Linked DNA regions of Homo sapiens: region 1 is linked to region 2. Evidence: chromatin loops called from intact Hi-C (ENCODE). Cell type or tissue: HepG2. All regions are shown on one strand. Each heading gives the region's core, and the rest is flanking DNA. Links, peaks and the distances in the headings are about the cores only.

Region 1 (5,389 bases), core at 283-5,282, 400 kb after region 2:
TCCCCAGGAGACATTTTGGGCTGTCACAATCTGGGGTGGGGGCAGAGGGGTTAGTATTGGCATCTAGTGGGTAGACACCATGAGATGCTGCTAAATATCCTACAATGTGCACAGCAGCCCCCGCCGCAGAGAATTATCTGGCCTAAGGTGTCAGTATAGCTGAGGCTGGGAAACCCGGATCTAAATGGTCTGCTTTAAGCTATTCAATGATCATGTTTTATCATCCACGTTCTAGTCTTCAGTTTTGATGGGAGCGTATCAGGCTCAAGCCTCTGTACTACACTCTCAGGTGTACGGATTTAAGAGTTTGCTTTTACCTTTATTCATGTTTTAATTAATTATGTTTTTTTGAGATAGGGTCTCATTCTGTTGCCCAGGCTGGAGTGCAGTGGTGCGATCTCGGCTTACTGCAACCTCTGCCTCCCAGGTTCCAGCAATTCTCCCACCTCAGCCTCCCAAGTAGCTGGGATTACAGGTGCTCCACCACGCCCAGCTAATTTTTTTGTATTTTTAGTAGAGACAGGGTTTCACCATGTTGGCCAGGCTGGTCTCAAACTCCTGATCTCAAGTAATCGACCCTCCGCCTCCCAAAGTGCTGGGATGACAGGCATGAGCCACCGTGCCCAGCCCGTGTTTTAATTTATTAAACGAACATACTTAAGCTGATGAAGACATGTGCAGAATATAGTGATTCTTCATTATCTCTTAAATTTGGTAACAGCCTTTTATAGCTGGGGGAAGACAGCGGGGCAGGAGGGCACAGGACTTGTGGGGGCCGATGGGGTCACCCAGCGAGGTCTCCATGTCTCAGCTTCCTCATCTGGATGACGATGAGGATGGCTTTACCTGGAAGGTCTTTTGGGACTCTGACATTGTATCACTAAAAACTCCTAGTAAGAGAAACCCACATACCCATTTCACCCATGCATACATCTTGACCAAATATTTCTCTCTTTCCCCACATACCAGCATATCTTCTCAAAGATTCTCATTTTCCATGACAAAAGGTTTTTATTCTAATTTAAACAAGACAATTATTAACCTTATACCTTCAAGCCTTTACTTATCTCTAAATCCCTCCCTTTCTCCTCACTCAAAAAGCATCTTTTGGAAGCTTCCGCTGACCAAAATACACCCACTCCTTCCTCCAGTTCATGCATGAGCATTATCTGACCAGCTAGCTGCCTGCAGGCACGTCTACATGTAACACATATGATTATATTCTGGCTGATCTGTTCATGTCCTTTCTATCCTAAAAATCTATATGTGTTTTCTTTCTCAGCAGGTAATAGAGTTCTTGAGTATGATATGTCATTTAATTCATCATCCTTTACAAGCTGTGGAGTTTTTGATGAACAGCCGCAAGTGATTTCCTAGTTATTAGCAAGAGACAAGGAATCACCAACCCACAAACACATTTTCTGAGTGGAAAATAAACAGGTAAAATAATCGAACTGTACTCTGAGATGTAGGTGGTAAATGCACCCAAACTGGATGTTGGTGAAAAACAAAAAAATCAGTGAGGTAGATTGTGTTGAGACACAGAATCTAATTTTAATGAACTCTAAATGAACACTTAACAGATAAATTCTGCAACTTTATTGAAATATAAAAGCAAATTATAACTTGATTTGGTAAACAGACTAGACAGACATTAGATATTCTCCATTTTGTCTCCCTTTCCCTTTCTAAAAGTCTTCCAAAAATGAAATAAAATATTTACCGAACGTCTTCCAGGCTCCAAAATATCTGTCAAGGTCCTTCATGAAGCTTCTCTGCTAATTACAGTATGACTTTTGGCAAGTCATTTAAACTCTCTGGATCTCAGTTCTCTCATGCACAAAACTAAGAGAGTCGATCATCTCAAAGGTCTTTCCTGGCTCTAATTTTTGATGGATTTAAGGCAGTAAGTCTCAACCTCAGCTGCACAGATAATCGCCTGAGTAGGTTTTAAACATCATGATGCCCAGGTGACACTAGAGACCAAATAAATCAGAACCTCTGGAGGTGGGACAAAGCAATCGTATTTTCAAAGCTCCCCAGGTAATTCCAGTATTCATCCCTGATTTACTATAAACCAAATTTCTTAGACCAGTGACTTTCTGAATATTTTAAAAATAACTCACTGTCAAAAAAAAAAATTTCAGATTATGCCCAAGCACACACGTGAATATAGTTTAATATTTCAGTAAAATCATTTTATGAAATGTAGCCGTCAAATTTCATAAAACATTTTATATGCACTCTGATATTTTCTACTGCATTTTATTCATATGTATATGTACATATACTTAAAGTATGTACATATACTTAAAGTATATGTACATATACTTAAATTTCAGTATAAAAACACTGCCCTAGCCAATTTGGCCACTAGATGGAACTGTTGCATTTAAAGAATGAAAGTGCAACTTCAGACTGAACTCTACAGAGCAAAACTAAAACAAAATGCTTATGATTTGGCTGGGTGTGGTGGCTGACGCCTGTAATCCCAGCACCTTGGGAGGCTGAGGCGGGCGGATCACCTGAGGTCAAGAGTTTGAGACCAGCCTGGCCAACGATGGCCAACATGGTGAAACCCCATCTCTACCAGAAATACAAAAATTAGCCAGGCATGGTGGTGGGGACTGTAATCCCAGCTACTCGCGAGGCTGAAGCAGGAGAATCTCTTGAACCCGGGAGGTAGAGGTTGCAGTGAGCCGAGACTGTGCCACTGCACTCCAGCCTGGGTGACAGGGCAAGACTCCATTGTGTAAAAAAAAAAATGCGTATGATTTGATATTAATTTTACATCCAAAGTTATTTTATAAGAAAAGGAGCATAGCTGTTAGAAAAAATGTAAGTTATATTCACAGCAGCTGATGCTGATGAAGGGTGAGACTCCATCTGCGTTGGGTATTCACTCTGACCCCTTCACCACCGCCACTACCACCCGTGAGGCAGGCATTAGATTTCTCTTCCAGCTGAGGAAACTGAGCGCCAGAACGACTAACATGAAAAGCTCTCAGTCAACTGCAGCCATTGTCACTGTAGAGCCAGCAGAGGGGAAGGATGGATTCGAAAAGTGACAAAGAGGCAGAGGCAGAATTTAAGTCCAAAGGTGTTGGGCTCTTGCTTCTCGCTATGATAAACTGTAAAATATTGAAAGTTTGTAATATTGATACACTGATTTTTAAAAATATTAATACACATTAAACCTGTACAAAAGAGGAGAAGATTGGATTTTCTTTTTCCCCATGAATCCAGGCTTCAAAGTGGGTACATTCAAAGGAAAGGAGAATTATCAGCACTGTGGGGAGAAACAGAGTGGCCTGAGGCAGGGGCTCTGACGAGAGGCCCCTGGGGCCAAGGAATGAGCTTTGGTTTTATTCAAAGGGTTCCCAGCATGAATAGCACATGGCAGGGCTTTTGCATTGCTAACTCCTTTGCTTCATTCCTCCCTTTGGGCAAATGTCTTCTCAGAGGGGTGTTTCTTGATCATCTGTCATTGCAGCCCCAGCCTCCATCCCTTCTCATGGTTTTATTTTTTTCACCACCTTTTAGTATTAGCAGGCATTATGTTAAATTCCTTTTTATTTATCAACTCTCCATGTTTCTGGAACTAGGCGTAGACACCATCATAGAGGTTAAAAAGTCAGTAACCCATATCAGGAGCTGGAGGAGGGGCACGTGGGAGAGTTATTGCTTAACATGTACAGAGTGTCTGGGGTAATGGAAACGTTTTTGAACAACTGTTTTTGTGGTGATGGTTATGCAACATTGTGAATGTAATTAATGCCACTGACTTGTACTATGGTTAAAAATGGCAAATTTTATGATATATATATGATATATATATTTATATATCATATATTTATATATGATATATACGATATATATTTATATATGATATATATGATATATATATTTATATATGATATATAACATAAATATATATTTTCCACAATAGAAATATATATTTCCCACAATATAAAAATATATATTTTCCACAATAGAAGTAAAACTCACTTAAAGAAGTCAGTATCCAAAATTCAAACCAGCAGAGCAACTTAAAAACTACAGCTGTCGGCTAGGCGTGGTGGCTCACGCCTGTAATCCCAGCACTTTGGGATGCTGAGGTGGGCAGATCATCTGAGGTCAGGAGTTTGAGACCAGCCTGGCCAACATGGTGAAACCCCATCTCTACTAAAAGTACAAAAATTAGCCAGGCATGGTGGCTTATGCCTGTAGTCCTGGCTACTTGGGAGGCTGAGGCAGGAGGGTAGCTTGAACCTGGGAGGCGGAGGTTGCAGGGACCTGAGGTTGCACTATTGCACTCCAGTCTGGGCAACAGAGACTCTGTCTTAAAAAAACAAAACAAAACACTATGCTGACTCCTTACTATGTAGCAAGCACTTTACATCTATTAACTAAGTGAATCCTCATCGCAAGCCCATATGGTACAATTATTAATAATATCAATCAGATACTATTATTGCTCCCATTTTACAGATGAGGAAACTAAAGCACAGATTGGTTCAGCAAGTTGCCCAAGGTCATTCAGCTCATAAGTACCAGAGGTATGATTTGAACCTGGCACAAATCATTTAATAAATAGTTGTTATAAGAATAAATATTTCAAGGCCAAGGCAGGTGGATCACCTGAGGTCAGGAGCTCAAGACCAGCCTGGCCAACATGGTGAAACCCTATCTGTACAAAAATACAAAAATTAGCCAGGCATGATGGCGGGTGCCTGTAATCCCACCTACTCAGTAGGCTGAGGCGGGAGAATCGCTTGAACCTGGAAGACAGAGGTTGCAGTGAGCCAAGATCGCGCCATTGCACTCCAGCCTGGGTGACAGAGCGAGACTCTGTCTCAAAAAAAAAAAAAAAAAAAAAAGAATATTTCAAAGTGGTTACTCTGGCTGCTGGGTGGAGAGCAGGCTGCGGGGATGAGAGGAGCTATGAGGAATCTCTAGGGGAGGCTACAGTAGAGGGTGAAAGATGGTGAAGATACAGGACGTACAGACAAGCAGATGGCTCATATATATTTAAGAGAGGGTGAAAACATGATATGTTGATGGAGTTGATTGCAGGAATGAACCAGGAAGCTTAGATCTAAGATTGCCACATCCAATATGGTAGTCATTAGCCCCGAATGGCTACTAAGCATTTAAAATGTGGCTGGTTAAGAAATGAGATTATACTGTTGAGTATAAAATAATTCTGGATTTCAAAGACATTGCATGCAAAAGACTTAAAATATATCATTAAAAAAAATTGGTGTAGAAATGGCAATATTTTGGCTATGTTGGGTTAAATACATTATTAAATTAATTCCATTTGTTTTTAATTTTTTCTAGTAGTTTTCTAGTAGTCATATTTCAGGATGATATATGTGGCTCATCT
Region 2 (5,389 bases), core at 83-5,082:
TTATTTGGAGACAAGTCTTTTGTCGTAGGATCAAGTATGCGTCTAAGAGGAAAATAGACGGTAGGTATATGGAAAGTGTGTTTTCTGTGGCTTTTCTGGTTGGCTTACTTGCTCTGTTTGCTCTAAAGACTATTAGGAGGAAAGTGATAACTAAGAAAACAGAAAGTTTGTTCAAAATGGTGTGGAGGAAAAAGGAAGGAAAGAAAATTTTTATCTGAAGAATGAGAGCCCCTTTAAATTATCAGGCCCCAAAAGGCACTGAATGAAACAGCAGTCACATCACTCCCCCTTGAACTAAATAATTATCTCTTGAAGCCACTTGCCATGTGGGCTCTAGACTAACTGATGCCAAGTAGCCATCAAATGCCATATGCCAGACACTATAACACTATATCCTGCAGTCCCACAGTGCATGGCCAATCATTAAGCAATGTTATTCTCTGAAAACCAGTGAGAATTCCTGTCAAAGAACTTTACATCAGACCATTCCTTGTTCCCTTTGCCTTTAGAAACCTGCTTACAACAAAAGCTAACAGAGCACTCCCCAGTGCAACTGGGAAGAGCGTCTCAACAGCTGTCTTCCCTTTGGCTCAAGTAAATTCTTTAAATTATATTTTGTGCCTCAGCCTCCTCCTTTTAGGTCAACAAGGACATCAACTAATACCTCCAGGTGTGTGCAGCTTTAGTATTCACATAAATAAGATTTTTTAAAGCCTTAATTTTTAGCAACCGTCACTAATCATTAAGCCCATTCACATTTTCTAAATCGAGTGTGTTACTGAAGGTCACAGATCAAGTTTCTTTTTGGTCATGAGTTAGTCATGTGAAATGTATCCAAGCTTACTTACAATTTTTATTGTAGGAAAGATTTTGTCATGGAAATGAGATGCTTTTCCTTCAATTCATGGTGGCCAAATTAGGACTCTGAGGACATAAAGTCATATGCTCATGTCATCTCAAATATATAAACTTATTATCTACATTTTACTCATGAATTCAATAGTCAATGGATGCCTTTTTGTTTGAGTCCTATACCTGGTGCTTCAGGATGTCATGAAAAGTGAGACATTGTCCCTGCCCAAAAGGAGCTTCTCTAGTTGGAGAGAAAATACATGTTTAATAGCTGTATGAACCAAAATGTGAGCGCCATCACCGACATGTATTTGACCAAGTACCACTTCCACTAAGTGGAAGAGAGCAGATACACAGAATTCTGAAGGGAGAGAGCTGATTGAAGACAAATTCAATAAAAACTTCCTTTTAAGAAGCAACAGAGCTCCAAAAAGGGAAGCATAGATGAGACTGGTTGAATTGGAAATAACAAGGATCAGTGGAGGAAATGATGAGTATAGGTACCCAGAGAACATGATTTCTCTGTGAAGCATAGAAGTGGTAAGCATGTAAGCCTGGAGGAAAGAGGTTAATTGCAGCAACACAATGATGGCCATCTAACTGTTATGGTCCCAACAATCATGTGCATGGATTAACACGTCTGTAGTCTTTCCTAGGTGAAATGCTAAGATTGGGATAGAGAAAAAAAAACAAAACTGGATAAATCATTTTACTTTAGAAAGGATGTTAAGGGATTATTTTGCTTTCAGACTAAAATAATGTGATATAAAAGAAGGTAGGTAAGAGAATATAGACAGATGATATCAAACATCTAGTTACTGTCATTGGGTTATAAAAATATGTTACTTTACAATGAAAGTAATTACAGGCACTGTTGAAGCCACCTTTGCAAAATTATGAAAGTAAGAGAAATCTGACATAGCTGACTCTAATCTTGCTTCTAGCTTCATAGGTTGACTGTATTTGCTCCTGGGAGTGGGCCAAGCTAACTTAGAGAGAAATTTAGTTTATAGTTTAAATGATAATAGCCTTTCTCCAAAACTAAGCTGTTCTTGTAAAACTAATGAAAGACCACCAAGTTAGGAGGATAAGAGGGGTTTGAATTAGAAATAATTACAAGGCATTATTCCGGAGGTCATAAGATTTGAAACTTCCCCAATTACTCTTGCAAATATAAATAACATCACTATTGTAGAAGCTAAGATTGCCTTTTGGAGATGTCCAGATGGCTCCACCTGGACCTGCCAACAAGTCCTGTCTCACCCCACCCCGGCTCCAGGAACTGACTCAGCACAGTAAGACAGCTTCAATTCCCTATGATTTCATCTCCTATCCAACCAATCAGCATGCCCCCTACCCTACTCCCCTGCCCATCAAACTGCATTTTAAAAACCCCTAATCTCCTATATGGCATGGCCAGCTCTGCCAATTAAACTCTTTCTTTACTGCAATGCTATGGTCTCAGTGAGTCAATTTTGTGTGAGCAGTGGGTGGTTGGGTGGTTACACTGCCAAAAAATAACACAGCAAATAAATTATAATTACATCAATACAACTAAGAGCTAAGCCTGAGTTTAAGGGGACTCAAAAGCACTCTACTTTTCTCTCTCTCTTTCTAAATTTTTACTGGTCTTTGAGTTTGAGCAGGTGTCTCAACCTCAGCACTACTGGCACTTTGGACAGGATAATTCTTTGATGTTTGAGACTGTCCTATTCACTGCAGAATGTTTAGGAGCATCCATGGCCTCTACCCACTAGATGACAGTAGAACCTCACCTACCCCCAACAGCCCAGTGGTGGCAACCAAAAATGTCTCCATACATTGCCAAATGTCCCCTGGCAGCAGGACACAAAATCACCTCTTGAGAACCACTAGTTTAGACAAAAGAATGTATTTTTTTTTTAAAGTAAGTACTGAATATATTTAACAAAAATCATACATGTGAGGTTCACACAGAGAGGAAAAACATATATATAAATACATAAAGTGACATTCCCTATGATTTCATCTCTGACCCAACAAATCAACATGCCCCCCAACCCTAATCCTTTGCCCACCAAACTATATTTGAGAAACCCCTAACCTCTGTGCCTTTGGGAAGACTGGGGCCGATGGAAATCTTCTGTTTCACCCCTTGAAGGTTTGTTGAACATCCAACTCACAAAAGGAGATTAATAGGAGAAATGGGATACCAGTCTATTAATGTGCACACAGGGAAGAACCAGTGATTACCCCTGTATTAGTCCATTTTCACACTGCTGATGAAGAAATACCTTAGACTGGGCAATTTACAAAAGAAAGACGTTTATTGGACTTACCTTTGCCCTTCTCTGCCCTTCTCTGCCCTTCAATCCCCACGTGGCTGGGGAGGCCTCACAGTTATGAGAGAGGGTGAAAGGCAAGGAGGAGCTAGTCATGTCTTACATGGATGGTGGTAGGCAAAGAGAGAGAGAGAACTTGTGCAGGGAAACTCCCATTTGTAAAACCAACAGATCTCGTGAGACTTTTCATTATCATGAGAACAGCATGGGAAATATCCACCCCCATAATTCGATTAACTCCCACTGGGTCCCTCCCATACTACATGGGAATTGTGGGAGTTACAATTCAAGATGAGATTTAGGTGCGGACACAGCCAAACCATATCATTCCACCCCTGGCCCCTCCAAAATCTCATGTCCTCACATTTCAAAATCAGTCAGGCCTTCCCAACAGTCCCCCGAAGTCTTAACTCATTTCGGCATTAACTAAAAAGTCCACAATCCAAAGTCTCATCTGAGACAAGGCAAGTCCTTTCTGCCTATGAGCCTGTAAAATCAAAAGCAGGTTAGTGACTTTCTAGATACAATGGAGTATAGGCATTGGGTAAATACAGCCATTCCAAATGGGAAAAACTGGCCAAAACCAAGGGCCTACAGGCCCCATGCAAGTCCAAAATCCAGCAAGGCAGTCAAATCTTAAAGCTCCAAAATGATATCCTTTGACTCCATGTCTGACATCCATGTCATGCTGACACAAGAGGTGGGTTCCCATCATATTGGGCAGCTCCATGCCTGTGGCTTTGCAGGGTACAGCCTCCCTCCCAGCTGCATTCACGGGCTGGTGTTGAGTGTCTGTGGCTTTTCCAAGCACATGGTGCAAACTGTAAGTGGATCTATCATTCTGGGGTCTGGAGGATGGTGGCCCTCTTCTCACAGCCTCACTAGGTGGTGCACCAGTAAGGACTCTGTGTGGGGGTTCTGACACCATATTTCCCTTCTGCACTGCATTCACCATGAGATGCTGACCCTGCAGCAACCTTCTGCTTGGGCATCCAGGCATTTCCATACATCCTCTGAAATCTAGGTGGAGGTTCCCAAACCCAGTTATTGACTTCTGTGCACGGGTAGGCTCAACACCACATGGAAGCTGGCAAGGTTGAAGGCTTGCACCTTCTGAAGCCATGGCCTGAGCTCTACATTGGCACATTTCATCCATGGCTGGAGTGGCTGGGACGCAGGGCACCAAGTCCCTAGGCTGCACACAGCAAGGGGACCCTGGGTCCAGCCACGAAACCACTTTTTCCTCATAGCCCTCTGGGCCTCCTTCTTGGCTGCCATGAAGACCTCTGACATGCCCTGGAGACATTTTCCTCATTGTCTTGGGGATTAATCTTCAGCTCCTCGTTACTTACGCAAATTTCTGCAGCAGGCTTGAATTTCTCCTCAGAACATGGGATTTTCTTTTCTATCACATTATCAGGCTGCAAATTTTCTGAACTTTTATGCTCTGTTTCCCTTTCAAAACCGAATGCTGTTCACAGCACCCAAGTCACCTCTTGAATGCTTTGCTGCTAGAAATTTCTTCTATCAGATACCCTAAATCATCTCTCTCAAGTTCAAAGTTCCACAAATTGCTAGGGCAGGGGCAAAATGCCACCAGTCTCTTTGCTAAAACATAACAAGAGTCACCTTTGCTCCAGTTCCTAACAAGTTCCTTATTCCAGCTGAGACCACCTCAGCCTGGAATTCATTGTCCATATCATTATCAGCATTTTGGTCAAAGCCATTCAACCATTCAACAAGTCTCTAGGAAGTTCCAAACTTTCCCACATTTTCCCATCTTCTTCTCATCCCTCCAAACTGTTCCAACCTCTGTCTGTTACCCAGTTCCAAAGTTGCTTCCACATTTTTGGATATCTTTTTAGCAGTGCCCCACTCTGCTGGTACCAATTTGCTGTATTGGTCTATTTTGAAGCTGCTGATAAAGACCTACACGAGACTGGGTAATTTACAAAAGAAAGAGGTTTATTGGACTTACAGTTCCACTTGCCTAGGGAGGCCCCACAATCATGGCAGAACGTGAAAGGCACATCTCACATGGTGGCAGACAAGAGAAGAGAGAGCTTGTGTAGGGAAACTCCCTTTTTTAGTATCATCAGATCTCATGAGACTTATTCACTATTATGAGAACAGCACTGGAAGGACCCGCCCCCATGATTCAATAATCTCCCACCAGGTCCCTCCCACAACACATAGGAATTGTGGGAATTACAATT

The links. A loop is a pair of places that touch in the nucleus more often than their neighbours do. Peaks named below come from ENCODE experiments on the same cell type or tissue, not always from the same donor. Only the 100,000 strongest peaks of a DNase experiment are listed, where the experiment ranks them.
Region 1: a loop joins it to region 2, with 17 times the contacts of the local background. A loop is called at or near these places in 2 of 110 quality-filtered maps.

Annotation. Positions count from the first base shown.
Region 1 is chr4:37,387,162-37,392,550 of GRCh38, reverse strand. All of the region lies in intron 3 of NWD2 (NACHT and WD repeat domain containing 2), which reads right to left. Among named protein-coding and RNA genes, the nearest start is that of PGCKA1, 64 kb to the left of the region's middle. RefSeq lists an enhancer at 2,499-2,548. In HepG2, for the core only: a CTCF peak has its summit at 2,379 (motif pointing right); a DNase peak (open chromatin) is centred at 2,380.
Region 2 is chr4:37,790,974-37,796,362 of GRCh38, reverse strand. No RefSeq gene overlaps it. Among named protein-coding and RNA genes, the nearest start is that of PGM2, 33 kb to the left of the region's middle. In HepG2, for the core only: a CTCF peak has its summit at 2,621 (motif pointing right); a DNase peak (open chromatin) is centred at 2,602.